3 separate regions of the Homo sapiens genome follow, and regions 1 and 3 are each linked to region 2. The links are chromatin loops, found by intact Hi-C in ENCODE. Cell type or tissue: heart right ventricle. All regions are shown on one strand. Region 1 has its middle 8.6 kb from the start of SLC17A8. Region 2 overlaps NR1H4 (nuclear receptor subfamily 1 group H member 4). Region 3 has its middle 12 kb from the start of BLTP3B-DT.

The links. Hi-C counts contacts between places; a loop is a spot of excess contacts. Peaks named below come from ENCODE experiments on the same cell type or tissue, not always from the same donor. Only the 100,000 strongest peaks of a DNase experiment are listed, where the experiment ranks them.
Region 1: a loop joins it to region 2, with 14 times the contacts of the local background. A loop is called at or near these places in 65 of 110 quality-filtered maps.
Region 3: it touches region 2 in a loop (2.7-fold over the local background); 11 of 110 quality-filtered maps call a loop at or near these places.

Annotation. Positions count from the first base shown.
Region 1 is chr12:100,346,456-100,350,455 of GRCh38, forward strand. No RefSeq gene overlaps it. Among named protein-coding and RNA genes, the nearest start is that of SLC17A8, 8.6 kb to the right of the region's middle. In heart right ventricle, a CTCF peak has its summit at 2,400 (motif pointing right); no DNase peak of the experiment used is centred here.
Region 2 is chr12:100,552,351-100,556,350 of GRCh38, forward strand. All of the region lies in intron 9 of NR1H4 (nuclear receptor subfamily 1 group H member 4), which reads left to right. Among named protein-coding and RNA genes, the nearest start is that of GAS2L3, 19 kb to the right of the region's middle. In heart right ventricle, a CTCF peak has its summit at 2,423; no DNase peak of the experiment used is centred here; H3K27ac peaks cover 1,037 bases.
Region 3 is chr12:100,152,640-100,156,639 of GRCh38, forward strand. It overlaps the pseudogene DNM1P19 and the pseudogene GOLGA2P5. Among named protein-coding and RNA genes, the nearest start is that of BLTP3B-DT, 12 kb to the left of the region's middle. RefSeq lists enhancers at 408-909, 2,365-2,484, 2,505-2,564, 3,729-4,000. In heart right ventricle, CTCF peaks have their summits at 2,303 (motif pointing right) and 2,503; a DNase peak (open chromatin) is centred at 2,302.

The DNA.
Region 1 (4,000 bases), 210 kb before region 2:
GATGGAAAGGCTTTTCACTGAGGTGGGTGTCCTCATTAGACTGCTCACATTTTATAAGAGGTTGTCACGTCTGTCTCCAGCTACAGTGGTTATGTGAATCTGCCCTCAATCAGCAATGGTACCTGTACTCCAGCCACTTGTCAGAGAGCAACATTTAACTCTCTATTGCCCAATGGGCAAAATCTCGTTTTTGAGAGATGTTTATTGAGGAGGCCAAAAATTGAGTAATCCATTCATTTTCTCTAGAAATTCTGAATTAAGCCCACTCTTGAGACCTTTGTGCCTGGGTTGCCTTGTTTTCTCCATGCATCAGGTTTCTTTTATCACTGGTAGCTTTTGACTATGCTGTGAACTTGTATTTACGCCAGGGATGACATTGGTTCACTCCCACATAAATAGCTTCTTTGAGGACCCACTGGAGAGGTTTCAGGTTTCAGTTCAGGAGTCAATGTGCTTCTAAGCAAGTGGTTTGCCCTTCCTTTTTTTTTTTTTTTTTGAGAATGAATCTCACTCTGTTGTCCAGGCTGGAGTGCAGTGGCATGATCTCGGCTCATTGCAACCACCACCTCCTGGGACCAAGCGATTCTTGTACCTCAGCCTCCCAAGTAACTGGGTTTACAGGCACCAGCCACCACGCCTGGCTGATTTTTTTTTTTTTTTTTTTTTTGTATTTTTAGTAGAGACAGGGTTTTGCCATGTTGGCCAGGCTGGCCTCGAACTCCTGACCTCAGGTGATCCACCCGCCTTGGCCTCCCAAAGTGCTGGGTGGCGTGAGCCACCGCGCCTGGCCTGCTTCTACCTTTTAAAGTCCGCATAAAGTAACAGATTAGGTAATACAGCTAAGAGATTCAGCCAAATGTGCTGTTTACCTGTAGCAAATGTATAGGATAATAATAGTATGCAATATTCAATGCGTACCTTCTGGCTTTATCTGATTTTTAAAAAATCCTTATTTCTCATTTGCTCTGATTTCCTTTTAAAATAAGTTTTTTATCTATGTTCATAGAAATCCTCTTTTGGAATCAGGTAGAGTATAAACAGTTACACGGACTGAATGAGTGTAAATCTTGTCTCTTTCACTTAACTGACCAGAATAAGTTTTCTCAGCTACGAAATAAGATCACACCTTACAGGCCTATTAGGATTAGTGTGCAAAGTGTGCAAAGCACCTAGCACAGCTCCTGGCACATAGTAGGTGCTCAATAGATTTTTCCACTCACTTTGTGATGATATAGATCTCTAAAATAAACTCTGCTTTAATGAAAAACAAATACTTCACCTGGCTGGGCGATGTGGCTTATGCCTGTAATCCCAGCACTTTGGGAGGCCGAGGTGGATGGATCACTAAAGGTCAGGAGATTGATACCAGCCTGGCCAACATGGTGAAACCCCATCTCTACTAAAAATACAAACATTAGCTGGGCGTGTTGGTGCACGTCTCTAACCCCAGCTACTTGGGAGGCTGAGGCATGAGAATCGCTTGAACCCGAGAGGCGGAGGTTGCAGTGAGCTGAAATCGCACCACTGCACTCCCTCCAGCCTGGGCAACAGAATGAGACTGTCGCAAAACAAACAAAAAAAACCATCTGGCACCATTTGAATGCACTTATTTTTCAATAAATACATAAATAAAACTAAGCTATAAAATACTATACGCTTGGCACTGTGAGATTCTTGGGACACAAATAGAAATGAGATATAGGCCTTGCCCTCAGGGGGTTTGCACTGTAGTTATAAAGGTAGTTGAGTAAGCAGACAGGTGCAGAACAGTGTGATACACACTATGAGCAAAATCCATGTAGGAGGGACACGCAATCTAGATAGTCGGGAAGGCTTAAAGGAGACAGGGCCCGAGCTCAGCTGCACAGAGCTTTTGTAAAGTTTTTTACTGTTTTTTTGTTTTTTGTTTTTCTGTGTTTTGTTTGTTTGTTTTGTTTTGTTTTTTTATGCTACCAAATGATTACTTTGGTCACATTTTCTCAAATTAAGTTTGAACTACTAGGGAGCGGATTAGAGCAGGTAACTGCCAAAGTCCTTTTGAATTCTGAGATTTTATGAAAACTTCTCAAATAAGGGAAATCTGGTCAATTTTTCATGACTAAGAAAAGCAGAATTAATGCTAGCTGCCTAAATTAGAACATGTGGAGAAATACCAAAAAGAAAAAAATATTAGCTGATTAAAACATTTCTATTAGAGCCAGGGATGACAGCAAGGCAAGGAGCAGAATAAGTGAGCTATAATGTTATTTTTTAGCTGGTTTATATTTTATTGAATATTTCATACATTTAAGAATCCACACTTGGGGGCTTAATGTATATAGAATAAATCTTTTAAAACCGTGGCTGGATTTTGGGGTTGTGGGGGAAATGTCTGCCATAAATATATTTAGTCTGTAAACTACCAGAAGATGTCACTATCTCCCAAGTAATCATCCATTACATTAGCCCCTTTACAGGTGATTTTTTTTAACATGAATAGGCTAGGGAAGATAATGGGAAGAATATCTGCCTTTTGGTGTAGCATCTACAAAAGGATGGGATCATGAGAAATACTTGTGAACGGTGTGTGGGTTTGTTCTGCCGTGACCCTTAACCCCCCAAATATCATCCTTGTTCACTGCTCTATGTGTTAAAATTATCTGGACACGCAGGGTTCTATCTGCACCTTCAAGAAAAATGAAGGTGGTAAAAAAATCCTTCAAAATATTATCTCTGGTTTTGATCTTTCAACATTTCAGTTTGCATTATTACAATACAACTGTATTTAACAGATTATCAGATTTTCTAGTATATCCCTGAGTATTTTTTGCAAGTCACCATGCATAGTGCATAAAGCAAATCTAGTGTTTCCACACTGCAGTAATACCAAATGAAAGGAATCCAGCTTTCCTCATTTCTTCGCAAGGGGAGATTTCGGAGCATATGGGTAGTATAACACATGTTTAAAAAATAAGCCTGTAATTCCAGCACTTTGGGAGGCCGAGGCAGGCAGATCACTTAAGGTTAGGAGTTTGAGACCAGCCTGGCCAACATGGTGAAACCTCATCTCCACTAAAAATACAAAAATTAGCTGGGCCTGGTGGCACACACCTGTAATCCCAGCTACCTGGGAAGCTGGGGGCAGGAGAATTGCTTGAACCCAAGGAGGTGGAGGTTGCAGTGAGCTGAGATAGCGCTCACTCCAGCCTGGGTGACAGAGCAAGACTCTGTTTTAAATAATAATAATAATGTTATTGTCTTTACAGCCAGAAAACAGACTAAAAAATTGATAATTGAGTGTCTTATGTTGGGATACCCCAATATGAGATACCTTACCTTGGGGAGAGATACCCTCCAAGATGAAATGAGAAATAATTTGTTATAGGTAAGCAATGGCAGCAAGCAAATGAGCACATGAGTGTGACTTCTTGTTGCATCTCTGCCTGATACCTCAAAGTATCACTGGCCTTCTCCATGCCCTGGGCTTCAACAATAAAGTGGAGTAGTTGGCTCAACATAGTTCTTTCTATATGTAGTTATAAGGCTCAAAGGAGCAGTGAAAATGAAGTTAAAAGTTCTTCATAAATATAAGGAATTCATGTTCAAAGCAAATTCTTGACATTTATCATGTGTGAAATACTTAATGAATGATTGATTCCATGCTGTATAAAAACACCCTAAAGTTCTGTATTTTGGTTATCTGACCATTTCTTTTCAAATTTCATTTAATGTATTTGGGAAGAAAATGAATGACACCTAATATCTAGGCAGTTACAGTGACAGACTGAAAATGGAAATTGATATGTTTCCAGGGTCTCCATGTATGCATGTTTATATTTGCAAAGTATTATGGAGATGTCTTTTACATATAGTGTAAAAATCCTGTAATTTAGGAAACTAGAGTCAAATTAATTGAACTACAAATTAACTGAGTAGCTGACTTACAGTGAGCTGAAATTAATGGGACTAACAGTGTTTTATTATGGACTGGAAGCAGCATGTAAAAATAAAGTGACATTTG
Region 2 (4,000 bases):
GTTTGATGGCAGCTGTTTACTTAGGACCAAGAGTATGGCACAAATGACTCCCTGGGGAAAGTTTAGCAGTTGAAATAGAGGACATAGTCCAATCTCTTAGCACCACAAGAATATGTCCATTGCCTTAATGGCATCCCTTGTCCCCATCACATCTCACAACTATGTCACCTTCATCATAAAGAACTACGAAAACATACTACTGCCTGATTTAACATGCATTTATTAATCTCCTATTATGTCTTCAGAAGGATGCTAGTTATTAGAGATGCAGAGGTGAATAAGAAATATCTGGCCAGTCACAGTGGCTCACTCCCATAATCCCAACATTTAAGGAGGCCAAGGTGGAAGGATTGCTTAAGACCAGGAGTTCGAGACCGGCCTAGAATACATAGCAAGTCCCTGTCTCTACAAAAAATAAAATGTCTGGATGTGGTGGTGCATACCTGTAGTCCTAGCCACTCAAGAGACTGAGGCAGGAGAACTGCTTGAGCCCCCAGGAGGCCAAGGCTGCAGTGGGTTATGATTGTGCCACTGCACTCCAGCCTGGGTGACATAGCCAGATTCTGTCATAAAAAAAAAAAAATCTATGGAGCACCCTTTATGGGTCAGGCAGCATGGCAGCCACTGGAGATAACAGTAACTGATTCCCACTCTTCTTTTTTTTTTGAGACGGAGTCTCGCTCTGTCACCCAGGCTAGAGTGCAGTGCAGCGATCTTAGCTCGCTGCAACCTCCGTCTCTCGGGTTCAAGCAATTCTCCTGCCTCAGCCTCCTGAGTAGCTGGGACTACAGGCGCGTGCCACCACACCTAGCTAATTTGTTGTATTTTTAGTAGAGATGGGGTTTCACCGTGTTAGCCAGGATGGTCTTGATCTCTTGACCTTGTGATCCGCCCGCCTTGGCCTCCCAAAGTGCTGGGATTACAGGTGTGAGTCACTGCGCCCGGCCGATTCCCACTCTTATAAAATGTATATGGTATTTCACACTCCAGTGAGAAGGAGAGATATGAATTGTGATAAGTTGCAATAGAACTGAACCTAGAAAAGGAAGTAACTAATTCTGCTTCTCTGTGACAGGGAAAGCTCCATAGAGGAAGCAAAATTTGAACTTGGCCTTGAACCATGGATGGGGTGCCTTAGTCTAACAGGGATCCTGCCTTGTATTTCAGGAAAAAGCATGAAGACATAAAAAGTGTATCCCACTTGTTAGGGGAGCTGTCAGAATGCTCTTGGCCGATAGCTACAGAAAATAAACTCATTATGGCCTAAAAAAGTAAGAAAATGTATGAGCTCAAACAAGAAACCCAGAGGAAGGGTGACAGCAGAATTGGTTAATTTAGGGGCAGAACCCACCATCGGAAACACAGATCCATCTCATCTTTCTGCTTTGCTATCCTTGGCGTATTGACCTTCCCCACAGGCTGGTTCTCCTCCTGGTCATCTAATGGCCACAGCAGTGCTAGGCACTATGTCTGGGCACAACACTGGTCAAAGGAAAAAGAAATGCTGTCTTCCTCAGTATGGAAATCTTTCTTAGGAACTTCCCAGTAGACTCCCCTTTAGTCTCATGGGCCCAAATTTCACTGCTGTCCCTAACTACACCAACCTCTGATGTGGGAAATGAGACCAACAGTGGCTGGACCTTGGGCTGGAGCTGGGATTTGCCTCTACCATAGTGTATGGCCATGGGGCAGGGAGGGGGAAGGGAGCCTGTGCAGGCAACAAGCTGAATCAGCTTTAGGAGCCTTAGATGAATCGGTGTTATTAGTTCCTAGGGAAACTATTGGGCTGCTGAGAGATTAGTTTGAAAGGAAAGCAGAAGGCAGATGTGGCTTTGTGTGCCGTGTCAGGGATTTATACCTTGACCTCTGTGCTATGGAGTGATGTCATTTCTAGAAAAGTTTCAAGTTACATGGTTTTAAGGAAATAGTATCATTTTTAACCAGATGCTCAGTCCATCTTGAGGACGTCATCAGAATAAGTCATATAGAGGTATTTAAGATACTAGGATATATGTCTAGTGTAATATGCATACTTGTAAATAACACACACACACACACACACACACACACACACCTGCTTCATTTTTGTTCCCAATTACGACTAGAAAGCTAATTAGGAAATAAAAACTTTTAACATTTAAAACACCTAAAGCAGTATAGTGTTAATTCTATCAAATGGTTATTCTCTCAAAGAATATTTCTGATCATTGAACATAATTTATTAATCACAGACCTCTTTTTAAAAAAGGGAAAACAAATAGGAAACAGGAGCAGAAACATAACATTATTTTTGCATTTTCAGACTTTTCCATGGCAAAGTCTTTGGTAGTTAAGTTAGAAAATAGCCCCCCCTTGTGACCAAAAATCAGGTAATTGGTCATTCAAGCGAAAATGAAGCAAATTTTAAGCAATTCTCCAGGAAGAAGGAAGCAGGAAAACAGGAAAAGGCTGTCCCCTTCAGGATGATGTTAGTGTTACATCTCCAGTGTTAGAAATTGCTGGTTCACAAGCCCTTTGTTTATGTTGGCATGGTTAACTCTGATTGTTGACTCTAATTCCAAAAGTAGATTTATATTTATCTATCTTGTAGGAAAATTATTTTTTAACTCTCCCATTATTTCTTTTTTACATTTTCTCTATATTCACTCTTGGCTTTTACAACATGCACAAGATGAAATAATCATTTTAAAAACTTTAACCTTATTTTCCCCAAATGTTATCAATTGTAATTAGATAGCTAATGGAGGCAACATCTCTGGAGGGTGTGTGGGGATTTAGAAAGGCAAATGAAATAGGAAATTTGGTAATCAAAGAAATTTCTAAAAATTTTAATATTTTCAAATCAGCTGTCTTGAATATCCCTAAATCTTCATGTACTATTTAATTTAATGGCATAGCCATAAATTATTATTTTAGGTAACCACAACTGAGGAGTGTAGTCTCTGAATGCTGAAGAAAGCATAAAGATTGACATTTTTTTGAAGATGAAAAAGAACAGCCTTACCAAGAAAATAGAGAACTTAGTTTAGCTTTAATACCTGGAAAAATACTGAAGCAAATCACTGATCAGCCAGTTTGTATTTATCCCCAGTAATTTGCAGAATTTGTTGGTTTTTTAAAACCTACATGGCTTTGTAAAGACAAAAGTTCACACGTTTAATCTAAGACTTAAGATGAACTGAAATTAAGATGGACTAATGTGTTGATTCAGTTCTCCTGAATAATGATAATAATAGCTACTATTATAATTATCTACTCTGACATTTATTGAGGATTTACTATGAACCTGGAATTGTGCTAAGCACTCTCTATATATCTCATATAACACTACTGTTATATGGAGTACACATTATATTACACGTGACAACATTTCACAGATGAGAAAATGAAGTCTTAAAAAATTTAAGTAATGTCCCAAGACCAAGTCGTGGAGTTTGGTTTCAAACTCAGAGCTAGCTTATGACCTCTTAACCACTAGGTTTGCTGGAAGCCAGGACTGGTATTCTCCAGGCTCACATTCTCCAATCCTCTGCACTTTAAGTTGTATCTAGTTGGGTCATGGGTATTTAGTTCATTCTGTAACAGCTGGATAAAGGGCAATCTTCCACATGATGTAATCCCCAAATTGCTCAACAAAGACATTGTTGTTAATAGAGTCCACTGGGGTCAATTAAAAAATCAAAGTCAAAGGGGAGCAGAGGGTGGTATTTTGACCAGAGAGGAAAACGGCAAGGATTTAATTTGGGAAGACTGTTTTTTAAAAAATATTTAAACATTTATTGTGCTCAAAATTTAAATCCAAAAAAATTAAATAAATCGTATAATTCTCTTTATAGGCTGGGTGCGGTGGCTCATGTCTGTAATCCCAGCACTTTGAGAGGCTGAGGCGGGTGGATCACCTGAGGTCGGGAGTTCGAGACCAGCCTGACCAACATGGAGAAACCCCGTATCTACTAAAAATATAAAATTAGCTGGGCATGGTGGTGCATGCCTGTAATCC
Region 3 (4,000 bases), 400 kb before region 2:
TAAAGTTTAGAGAAAATCAAGATGCAATCACCCTCCTCCCATCTTTCTCAATTTTTTAAATTATTTTTTATTTATTTTTAGGCATGGTCTTGCTCTGTTGCCCAGGCTGGAGTGCAGTGGCACAATCATGGCTCACTGCAGCCTCAACCTCCTGGGCTCAAGCAATCCTCCCACCTCAGCCTCCTAAGTAGCTGGAACCACAGGTGTGCACCACCACACCTGGCTGATTTTTAAAGATTTATTAATTTTTTTAAATTTTGAGACAGAGTTTCACCCTTGTCGCCCAGGCTGGAGTGCAGTGGCGCGATCTCGGCTCACTGTAACCTCCGCCTCCCAGGTTCAAGTGATTATCCTGCCTCGGCCTCCCAAGTAGCTGGGATTACAGGCACGTGCCACCGTGCCCAGCTAATTTTTGTATTTTTAGTAGAGATGGGGTTTCACCATGTTGCCCAGGCTGGTCTTGAACTCCTGATCTCAGGTGATCCACCGGCCTCAGCCTCCCGAAGTGTTGGGATTACAGGCGTGAGCCACAGAGCCCGGTCTTTTTTTTTTTCTTAGTAGAGATGGGGTCTTGCCTCCCTCCCGGGTACCATCATACCTGCTAGTGTGGGGTCTTGCCTCCCTCCCGGGTACCGTCATACCTGCTAGCGTGTGACTGAAGGCAGTGTCCCTGGCCCCAGCTGAAGGACCATAGCCAGCCAGTGGGCTCAGGCACCTTGGCCTGTTGCTCCTAGGGGTCGCCTATGCTATTCAGCCAAGGGGATGACAGTGCCTGCTGGCTTGGCTGAGCTCCAGCCAGGCTTCCCCCACCACTGACTCTCGCTCTTCTTTTCCTGGCAGGAAGGGCCCAGCCTCATCTATGCGACCTGTAGCCCCCCAACCAGCTGAGGCTCCCCTCTTAGACTTGTAAATCTATGGCCACTGGCATCTGGCTGCCTGCACTCCCTGCTTCCCCCAGGGTCCTGGGCTTTCTGACCACCCAGGGGGGACTTGGGCACTCCCTCCAGCCATGCATCCCTTTTAGCTTCATCCTCTTGGTTCAAGCAATGTTCTTTGTCTGTCAGGCCTGGTGGCTGTTGTGTAGGGCTCCCCAAAGCGAGGGGTGGCCCTGGGCCAGTGGGTTGGAAGACAGGGTGACAAGTGGGAAGCCCGAGGGGGCTGAGTTTCGGTCTGAACTGTGGGTGCACTGCCTAGATGCCGTGTGACAGGCCAGCATGTGTGGGGTGGGGAGGGCCGCCGCAGCCCCCAGGCATTACCTGTGAAGCTCCGGCTCCTCCATCTTCCTCCCCTTTCCCTTTTAGCCCCTCTTTTCCAGGAATCTTGCCACATCCACACTTGTGTCCTCCCCTCCCTGGCCCTCCCACCACTGCTGCAGTGCGTTGCGCTTGCCTTACCAGCTCTCTCCTCACTTTTCTCTCTCCCGTTTTCTCTCTGCTTTCTCTCCAACTGCCAGCCAATGGGGTCAGGCAAATCCATCCCATCCTGAGAGCCCCAGGGCCCTCTTCTACCTCTAAACAGATCCCTCCTCTTCTCAGAGACCTTCCTTTCCAAGCCTGCCTGGACGACTGTTCTGTGACTTGACAGTGGCTCCCCTAGCCCCAAAACCAGCCCCCTTCATCTGTGATGGTCTGTTGTAGTGGTGAGCTGACACATCCAGGCATAACCTTTGGTGAAAACTTGTGCCCCCTCTGTGGTACACCCCTGCCCTGTTCTATAAATACTCATATATATATACATATACACACACACATATATGTATATATATGCATATATATACATACACACATATGTGTATATATACGTGTGTGTGTGTGTACATATATGTATACACTCCTACACATGGCCGACTGCCTCGCCTCTAGCGCTGGGAATCAGTCACCGTGCTGTCCTTGTGGAGTCTTGTGACCCAACTACAAGAGAACACTGTCCCCCAACAATCCCCATCCAAAGTCCATCACCTCCAGTGAGCCTCCCTGTCATGCCTGGCCTGTGGACAGCCAGTCCCCACCATCCCTCCTGCCGCCCGACAAGCTTGGGGGTGCTGTGCAGACAGCTGTGTGGCCCGACAGTCTCTACCAGTCCTGCTGTCCCTTGGCTGGGAATAAAACCCATTTCTAAGTGACGGGGAATGTGTCCTCTGCTGGTTGCGTTCTCTGTGGAGCTCAGGGGAGGGGAAGGGTCAACCCATTACCAGGGTGCTATTGGGAGTGGTAAAAAGGCCACATCCTTTCCAAGGGACGCTTCCTGGAAAGCCTCCGGAGCTTAGCAGGCTCTCATCCTGTGAAGCCGGCTCTGGCCACTAGGGGGCAGGGCCATGAACTCAGATTGGAGGAAGCCTGTGGGGCAGCTGGCAATCTAGAGGGACAGACAGAACAGGCCACCAGGTGCAGACAGGCGAGGGAGGCAGGAGAACAAAATGGAAGACAACTGGGCTGGATGGAAGTCAGTGACCTTGGATGCTGGCACCTGCCTTACTTGCCACTGCTAGATCAGGCTTCCGAGCCTGTTAGCCGTCCAGGCCCCATGGTCACCCATAGGTGCCATGGCAGTTCCTGTGGAATTCCCCAGGTGTTACCAGGCAGCATACAGGTAACAGGCCTGGAAGGTCCCCAATACCCCAGCTGGACATGCTCACTTTGGGGCTCCCTGTTCAGTGGCACAAACTCCATGACCCAGTGAGGGAAACAGGAATACACCAGGCCAAGCAGTATATGGCTAAATACATTCCAAAATAAAAAGCAAAATAAACAGGAGTCGCATCACCACAGTGCCACGACCCCATCTCTGCCCCTTCCCCTGGCCTATGCTATCAATAAATAAGTTTTCCAGCCCCAAATAACTATCAGAACTTCCTACCCATATGCCAGCTCCAACCTCTGCTATGTATGACACAGGAGGTGGCCCTACCACTGGAATATACAAAATGTTACACGGATATAGTATGTACACTAAGGGGGGCCACTCCAGAGCCTGTGCCCTCACCTGGTCTACATTAGCCCCATTGTCCTGCCTCAGCCGCCTCTCTGAGTAAGAAGATGGGAGCCCCCCTGAGGAAAAAATTGCTTTGGTGAGAGTTAAGGAGGCCATTAGGCCTCCTCCAAACAAGCCAATTCTATAAGCCTCTGACTCTTAAAACAATAATCATCGTCCAGAAATTTAAGGAGTCAGCTCTGGCCAAGGTGGCAAAGGGTCTGCATGTTTGCCTCCCCCTGATTAGACACGGGTCTTATTTTGCTATTGTGAGGGTAAAGGGGTGACTGGGAAGGGGTGGCTGGGACATGATGGGGACGGAGCCTCTGGCCCCACACTTCTCCAGGCTTTGCTGACAGCTGCCCGCTTTTATTTTATTCACACTTTTATCCTTTTTTATACTTTTCATAACTTTTTTTTTGAGACAGTTTCACTCTTGTTGCCCAGGCTGGAGTGCAATGGCACAATCTCGGCCCACTGCAACCTCTGCCTCCCTGGTTCAAGCAATTCTCCTGCTTCAGCCTCCCCAGTAGCTGGGATTAGAGGCATGCACCACCACGCCTGGCTAATTTTGTATTTTTAGTAGAGACGGGGTTTCTCCGTGTTGGTCAGACTGCTCTCAAACTCCAGACCTCAGGTGATCCACCCACCTCAGCCTCCCAAAGTGCTGGGATTATAGGCGTGAGCCACCATGTCTGGCTTCATAACTTCTCATAACTTTTATACCATAACTTTTATCCCATAACATTTTTAATCCTATAACTTTTTATAATCCCATACATTTTTTTTAAAATCCCATACCTTTTTAAAATTTTTTATTTTTTTATTTAGTGGCCTTTTAGATTATGGTGATCTTCACCTCATCTCCACCTGTCTCCCCACATTAGACAGGGGTCTTATGCTTGCTACTGTGAGGGTAAAGGGTTGACTGGGAAGGGGTGGTAGGGACATGGTAGGGGCAGAGCCTCCAGCCCCACTTCCCCAGGTTTTGCTGACAGTGGCCGGCTTTTAGATGATGGTGATCTTCACC